2 separate regions of the Mus musculus genome follow, and region 1 is linked to region 2. The links are chromatin loops, found by intact Hi-C in ENCODE. Cell type or tissue: left cerebral cortex. All regions are shown on one strand. Region 1 overlaps Satb2 (special AT-rich sequence binding protein 2). Region 2 overlaps Satb2 (special AT-rich sequence binding protein 2).

The links. Peaks named below come from ENCODE experiments on the same cell type or tissue, not always from the same donor. Only the 100,000 strongest peaks of a DNase experiment are listed, where the experiment ranks them.
Region 1: it touches region 2 in a loop (2.4-fold over the local background); 1 of 42 quality-filtered maps calls a loop at or near these places.

Annotation. Positions count from the first base shown.
Region 1 is chr1:56,949,847-56,953,846 of GRCm38, reverse strand. All of the region lies in intron 2 of Satb2 (special AT-rich sequence binding protein 2), which reads left to right. Among named protein-coding and RNA genes, the nearest start is that of Satb2, 19 kb to the left of the region's middle. In left cerebral cortex, no CTCF peak of the experiment used is centred here; a DNase peak (open chromatin) is centred at 1,946; H3K4me3 peaks cover 432 bases; H3K27ac peaks cover 3,716 bases.
Region 2 is chr1:56,898,395-56,902,394 of GRCm38, reverse strand. Satb2 (special AT-rich sequence binding protein 2) reads left to right here. Exons shown (of 11, transcript NM_139146.2): 4 at 3,278-3,404. Among named protein-coding and RNA genes, the nearest start is that of Gm51624, 15 kb to the right of the region's middle. In left cerebral cortex, a CTCF peak has its summit at 3,800 (motif pointing right); DNase peaks (open chromatin) are centred at 171, 1,391, 2,017 and 3,543; H3K27ac peaks cover 3,735 bases.

The DNA.
Region 1 (4,000 bases), 51 kb before region 2:
CAGCCTTTGTATCTTCAGTTCTTCTGGAATCTTAGGTGACAGATAGTGCGAGATAAACTGAGGAGTGGTCCTGTGGCTGCCTTCATTCCTGAAATGGGTGGGTTTTAGGAGCCACAGGGAGGACAAAGGCAGGCCTGCTATGACCTCAAATAGCTACTGCCCTTCAGGTTGCTGTTCCAAGAATGAAGGTGGACTCAAAAGAGGACAAAGGGGGCCAGGACAAGGGTGGAGTCTGGCCCTTCAGAGTCTTTTCTCATTTTGTCTGTAGTGCCTGAAGAGCAGATCATTTCTGAAGTCATTCCAAGCCTCGCACTGCCCCCACAAATGGGGGTCCTCAAAAAATTCACTGATTCAGTAGCACCGCCCTCTTGGAGGTACAGCGAGTGGAAAGGGTTGCTAGCTAATAGGGCAAGTTGTTGGGTCCCTGTGGGTGGAGTCTGGGATATATTCTCAGAGGAGAATGTGGGGTTTAGATGGGCCGAGTTGTTGCTCTGCCTCAGCTGCATCATTTTCTGGTCCTTTCAGACGCTTCATTTATTAGCTGAGGTCAATGAGGACCTTCTCAGGTGGTAAATATGAGGAAAAAGTACAGGTGACTCGGTGGGTGGGGCGATTCCACCCAGCTGAGGTGGCAACCTCCAGCTGTGATGATCCTGTGCTTCAGGCCAATCTTCCATCTCTCCGGGCTGAGGTTAAAGCACTCAGAGAGCTGGAGAATATTCTAGTTCCTCTCCTTTTGCCCATGGGAGCATTCCTTGTAGCTCAGGACCAGGAAAAGGAAGTGGGAGAGCTTAGAAAAGACGTAGGACTCCCACTGTTAGCAATCAAGTAGCTGCCTAAGGTTTGCTAGGTGTAGAAGAGAGGCAAACACCTTTTACTATCTGAGATAAACAGAATAGCTTTTGTTCTTAAGTTACCTAAGATCTAGAATCCAAAGGAGAGATCCTCACGTATGAGGGGTGGGGTGAAGTGCTCAGGACGATCACGTACTTCCATGTCTTAGTATCATTTTTTAGTGAGTTTTTTCTGTGTGCAAAAAGCCATTGTGTGTGTTTGTAATTTGGCAGATTGCTTGTAGGGGCATATTATCTCACAGAAAATATAAGGCACATGTGTGATGTCTAACAGCCACACTTAAAACAAGCTAAAAAAAACCAAGTAACAATTTTAACAATGCATTTAATTCAGTTTGTTCAAATATTATTTCTACATGCAATTCATTTTCTAACAAATGTTTATAATACATTTACTTTTGTTGCTTTTTTTTTTTTTGGTAGTAAGTCATTAAAATCGAGTGTCTTTTATACTTAACACGGGTCTCAGTTGAAGAGGAGACACTTCAAGGCCATGCTTTTTGCTATAGAGCATGTTGAATGCTATTGGTTATTCTTGTTTGTATGATAAACCATACAGTGATTTCTAGTTTCATTAGGTTATTTGGTGATAGTTTATTCAGTCACTATTAGTGTTATTTTTATTTGAAGAAATACTTTCTTAGTGTCCTGAACATTGCTTACTGAAAAGTATTGAAGAAATGATTGTCTTTTTTCCATCTGTAAAATGGCATTGATACTCATATTTAAAAAAGAAGGCTAGATAACATTGTCTGAGAGCTGGCTGACCTAGATGTATTGCACGTGCACATGCACACCACACACACACACACACACTCACACACACACACACACACACACACACACATCATTTGCATGTTAGCTGGGAGAATTTGAGTCTTAGAGAACTCTACATACATTATGAACAGTCAGTGACTCAGGCAGAGTGACCGAAGCAGGATTGTTTGACTCCAGGGCCGACTGCCTGCCACCCCAGGGCTTTTCAGAACATCTAACTATCTTCCCACCGGTCTGTTCACATGGCCGAGGTGGCAGTACAGAGGCTGGAGCCATGGCTCTTTAGGATGCATGCCCTTCTTCAGAACTATGACAATGAACATGGCTGTTCCAGCCTTCTAACAGATGACAGCAGGGAAGCACGCTTCTCTAGGGGAGAGAGCCCCGTTTCCTGTCTGCAGTGACAGAGGACAGCATATGTCCTGCTTGCCTGAACTAGTCATGATTTTTAGTAAATGGCTGGGGCCCAAGTGCCTGTCTTCAGATTAAACTACCTGCCTACCTCCAGCAATTGTAAAAGGCTTAACAAGGCTTATGATCAAAAGGTCCAAAGTTCTCCACTTGATCATCTGGAAATGGGTCTGTGCCACAATAAAAGAAAAATAATGCCGTAAGCTCAAATACGGGGCTGGAGCCCGAGGCTTCCTTTATTCTCTCGTCTCCTTTAGAACTTGTAACTGTGTTTGGCTCTCTGCTGCTGCTTCTTTATTGAAGCTACTTTATTCTTGCCACTGTTACATTTATTTTTGAAGCATTTTGTAAATTCCCTCCCTGTCCTCTTCTCTATTCTTCCTTTGCCAGAGGACAGCAGTGAGACTGGGGAGGAGTCACTTCCTTGGGAGGTGCACATTTCTTCTTGCCCTGTGTAGGCTTCCCTGGGGTAGACCTGTTTTCAAAGGCTTTTGAGTCCTATGCCTTAATTTTCACGTCAATTATACCAGTTTGCTATTTTTCACTTATTTCACCATTTTCATTAGTAATTGCATCAGTTTTTCTTTTTTTTCTTTTCTTTTTTTTTTCCTTTTTTTTTTTTTTGGTAAAAACAGAATTGCATTATAAAGCCATAATTGTTGAATCAATCAAGTACTAGTAAAATGATTAATTTTTCCAACAATGGAATACAACCTATTACCATATCTGTGATCCTGTGTGTGTATGCCTGTGAGCCTGTGTGTATCCACTGTGTGTGTGTGTGCTTGAGTGTGCGTGCACTTGTTCGTGTGCATGCTAATAGAGATTTGAAGTTGATATCGGGTGTTTCCTCTGTCATTTCCCACCTTACTTTTTGAGGCGGAGTATCCCATCGAACCAGGAGCTTGTCATTTTGGCTAAGCTGGCTGGCTAGTAGTCCAGGATCCTCCTGTCTCTTGGCCCTCACTGCTGCAGTCACAGAACACATGAGTCACTGTGCATGGCTTTGCATTGTGCTGGGTATCTGAACTGTGGTCTTTGTTCTTACAACAAGCACTCATCCACTGAGCCATCTTATTTTTTAGGTAGGTGACCCAGGTAAGGGGATTGGTGGTTGCTTTTGACTAGAAGGAATTACTGCTGTTGTGCTAGCCAGCAGTTGTTCCCTCCAATCACAAACTAAAATGTTTAAGAAATATTTTTCCCAAACTGAGAGTTATAAAACATCAGTTTCTTACATGTTATAGACACCTGAGATTTTATGTTGTATTTTGTATTTAACTAGTTGTGCTGTTACTTTGAAATTAATAGGACCAGTCCCAGACTTACTTAGTCATGGGTGAATGCTAGTTTATAGAGTAGCTAGATTCATTTAAAGGCCTTATCTGTGGTCCCCAGATGTGTGACATGTACGTGTTGACATTAGGAACTGCACATGGATTTTCAGCACTGAAACCTCTGTAGACACAGGTATTAGCGATGAGGCAGCTTATGGCACTGCTGGCTACGTGGCTGTGTGTGAGCATATGCTTAAATCACTAGAGGTAGCAACGAGCCTGCTTCCTTTAACAAAGATTATATACCAGTATGTAAGAGTTAAAAGGTCTAAATGGGGCTATTCCCTGCCGGGAAGGGCTCTCCTGGATGGGTTGTATAAAATGCCATTATGCTTGCTTAGGAAGGTTTTACAATGCTTCCAGCTACAGTGCGGGCAGAAGCCATAGCAGACTTGTTCTTACCTGTATCTATGGAGTGATGGGTGATACCTGACACATAGTAGGTGCAATCAATAAGTGCTATACAAAATGAATGATGAAAAGATAATGTGAGAGACATCTGATTTGTACTCTTCGTTATGTATCTTAAATATATTTGGGAATAACCTCCCATAAACAAATAAATAATAAATACTTCACAGATGGTAACCAAGGAAAACAGCACTATAAAGCACTACACTA
Region 2 (4,000 bases):
ATCTTTAGGACAAAGCTTTGTACAAAGGGCTTTACGTGTAAAATACTCAGTTTCCTTGAATCGAATTCTGTGTTTTTAATTCCATTTCATGGACGAGCGGATTGAGGAACAGAGACACTAAGTAACTTGCTAGAGTCACATGATCAGAAGATGGGGGAGCCAGGAATGATCTGTGGCAGTTCTTTTGGAAGCCCACACTCATTCAGACTTACTGTGGTACCAGGCTTCCCAGTTTGATTTCTTTAATTAACATTTGACTGCTATTCTAAGTAATCAGGGAAGGAGACTGTTTCCAAAGTGGATTAATGCACTAGGCAGACAGCCCTGCTTGAAGGGACGGCACATTGAAGAGAGCCCCTCTAGCCATTCTGCCCTGGAGGTAGACAGTTGAGTGTACACTGTGACCTCTCGATAGTAGAGAGAAGGAAAAGCAGGTACTTTCTCCCTGGCCAGAGAGAATAGCATGTACCCTCTGTTTCCTTGAAGCTGTAGAGACCAGCTTGGGGCAGATGCTCTGGGTGGAGGTATTCAATGCTGTGAGGCACCTGCGTGTCTAGTTACAGCCTAAACAAGTCTCTTCCTGGCTCATTGAGGTGGTGAATTTACCTAAATGGAGATAGCTGTCTTCAATCTAATACTTCCAACACACCTCTCTCTTTAATTATGGTTTATTTTTTACTTATTGGGTGAACACGTGTGTGTGTGTGTGTGTGTGTGTGTGTGTGTGAGAGAGAGAGAGAGAGAGAGAGAGAGAGAGAGAGAGGTGCAAGTGTTAAGAGTGCATGTGTGTATGTGTGCATGTGTGCACATTAGACATTGAGTGTCTCCCTTCATGGCTCTCACCTTGTTTTCTGAGACAGCATCTCTCACTGAGTCTGGAGCTCACTGATCAGCTAAGATGAAGGGCCACACGCTGAGGCCTCTGCCTGTCACAGTGCCCTGGCACTAGTGTTATAGACACACACCACCATGCCCAGCCTTTGTGAGTGGTAAGGCCTGCAAGGCGGGCACTCTCCTGACTGAGCCCCCACCCCCCACCCCCCATACCATATCGCTTAGGCTGGCCTTAGATTCACTGTATGGCCTAGGATGTCTGTGAACTTACTGAAATTATGGGCATTTGCCACCATGCTCAACATGTGTAATTTATATATGATAAACATATTTATATTAGGAGGTTGGTTTGATGAGTTTTGACAAATTTTATACTAGTGCAGCCACTAGTCTGAGCAAGCAAGCCCTTCCCAGTGAATTCTCTGGCCTGCTTGTCTCAATTCTGTTCCCATAGGTTCCCATCTTGCTGTTCTTGGATTTGATATAAATGAAACCACACAACTATATTTGGTTGTGTCTGCCCACACTGTATAATGTGCCTTAAAAAATAAAAGGGGGTAAAGTACAGAGACTCACGGCAGGAAGAATGTCCCAGAGGACTGGCCCTGAAAGTTTTCAGGCTTCCTAGTCTTCTGATTCCCTTCATGGTCAGGGCATCCAAAATGACTCCTGGGTTCTCCTCTGTGCCAATCAGAGAGCACAGCCGCTGCCATCCACTTCTCCTAGTCTCTTATCAGAAGGTAGAAAACCTGTGCCAGGAGGATACAGCCAGCTGTGTTGAACTTGTGGGTGATCACGACAATAGCTTTTCTAAAGGAAGTGGAAGCTGCACAATGATTTTCTTAGAAAGGTAGTAGGTTGGACATATTCTGCAGTGTCCTTTTCATGTGGCAAATGTCAGAAAAGATAAAAGGAGGGAAGGAAGCAGCTCAGCCTGCTCCAGGGTGGTTGTCCAGGGGTCCTGCATGCTCATTTCGCATCTACTCTGAGCTGAGCCGCATCCTGTGCACTTTTCATTGTCGTGAGAGGGAATGTTAGGGAAACTATCCCTCACAAAAAAACCAAAAAAAAAAAAAAAAAAAAAAAAAAAGAAAAACCAACCCAGCTTTTCTTGGCAGGGGAACGATGACTTAAGGAGCCAGAACTGGAGACATACGGTACCCTGAATGGGAGCCGCACTGCTTAGCTGGAGCCGGGGCCAGGCACTATTTATACTGTAGCATATTCGGCAGCAGATTGTTAAGTCTTAATACTGAAACAGTGCATCATTTTAATATTTTTGTTCTGTTTCTTCCCTGTTTTCAAGCATTATGTCAGGCAGTACGTGTTCATTTATCTCACTTGGGACAGGACATGCCCTCATCAGAGAGTTCAGCACAACCCTCTGAATTTTGCCCCACAGCTATGGAGTCATTTTGTGAACCTTTGGGTATACAGGTGTTCTCTCTCATCAGTGATAAAAATATATGTATTCCGAGAGAACAGTGTACTTAGACTCACCTGTATTGTCAAAAGGAAAAATAAAAATGCTATTTTTCTTTTATTTCTAAAACATAGCATTTTTATATGTGACATTTTCTGACATCCCATGGGGACCATCAGATTTTTCATAGCATGTAATAAAAGTTTTGTTACCCAGTGTCATTTGTGAAATGAGTTCTGTTATTTTTCTTCATCAAATTTCTGCATACCCTGCGCTCTGGACCAGAGGGGCCCATAGAAGGAATGAATAAGTTAGCTTTCACCACAAACTGCCTGAGTATCCCATGAATCTTCCTGAAGTAGAGCTCACGTCCGTCCAAAGTTGCTATTCTTTGCAGCCTAAGCTAGCACATCCAGGCTTACCACAGACACCAGGAAAAGAACCCAGGAATATAAACAGAGAGGCAGCTGAAAGCACCTTAGGTGACACCTGCAACCAGAAAGCTAGGGAACTCTGCTCCAGGGGCTCCAAGTACTGTGCCCTAGGAATCGTACCCTATTCACAATATGACTGTGTAGCCCACACAGCAGTCTTTTTTAAAAATTTTTCAATCCAATTCAAAATCAAGTCTTATATTTATATGAAGCTTGCTTATTTGAGGGGGTCGTGGTCTGGGAAATCAGTGGCCCTGTATATTTAGCATCAGTTTTAAGTTAGACTATGAAACAAGACTTTGGGGAAAGGAAATATCAGTATGGTTTTCTAAGTAATTTAAGACACAGGAAAACATAAAAGAACCAATTGTCCATGATTAAATCCCATCCCTTTCATTCCTTATCTCTCTTGTGTAGTTCACTAACCCAGTTGTCAGCCAGAAAGCAATAGCTCATTGCACTGGGTTGTAAATGCTCAGAGTGGGCGCTCAGTGTTGACTATTGAATGACCTTCTTGACATTGAACAACTGGAAGGGTTTAATAAATAGCAGATACATGTTTACTGTGCTTTTCTTCCCTGCGCAGGAATAATCAAGCTAGGGAGGTGGAACCCCCTCCCCCTCAGTTATGTGACAGACGCCCCTGATGCGACTGTGGCCGACATGCTGCAAGATGTCTATCACGTTGTGACGCTGAAGATCCAATTACAAAGGTGGGGATTTCTGAAAGGCTGTCTCCGCTTTCTCTCAGGGGCTGCATGGACCATCCATTCACTGTGGATATCAGCTTGGCTCCGTTCATTTCTAGACAGTGGGTAAAAGGAAGAGAGGGGGAGAGAGGTGTGGAGCTGGGGATGCGGCACCAGGCATCTTTATAGTCCACATTCCAACTGCTTTACGCTGTTTGCAGAGGCAGTGAACTGCTCACTCAGGGGCTGCCTGATAAATCATTAAAAATCTCCAGGGCAGGCGAAGGCTCTCTGAGTCTTCTCTTGGCTTTCTCAGGAGCTTAAGGCATAGCATCTGAAGCATTGGGTCCCTCTGCTGTCTTCTGGTTTGTCTGCTGAGGGGACGGTTTTGTTTAGAGATGTCTTTCTTTTTGTGGTGGTCAGTCAGTGAAAGCCTATGGCCTCTAGGGGGACCTCCCAATGTCTAGGGATTTGCTGTAGCCTTCTTATCGTAAACTGTCTGCAAGTTGTGTCTTAAGCAATGTTGTCCTTCAATGTAAGGATTTTAAACAATGATCTCCTTTTGGAGAATTTTTACTTTAATAGGGACTGACCAAACCCACCCTTTGCTAGCAATTCTT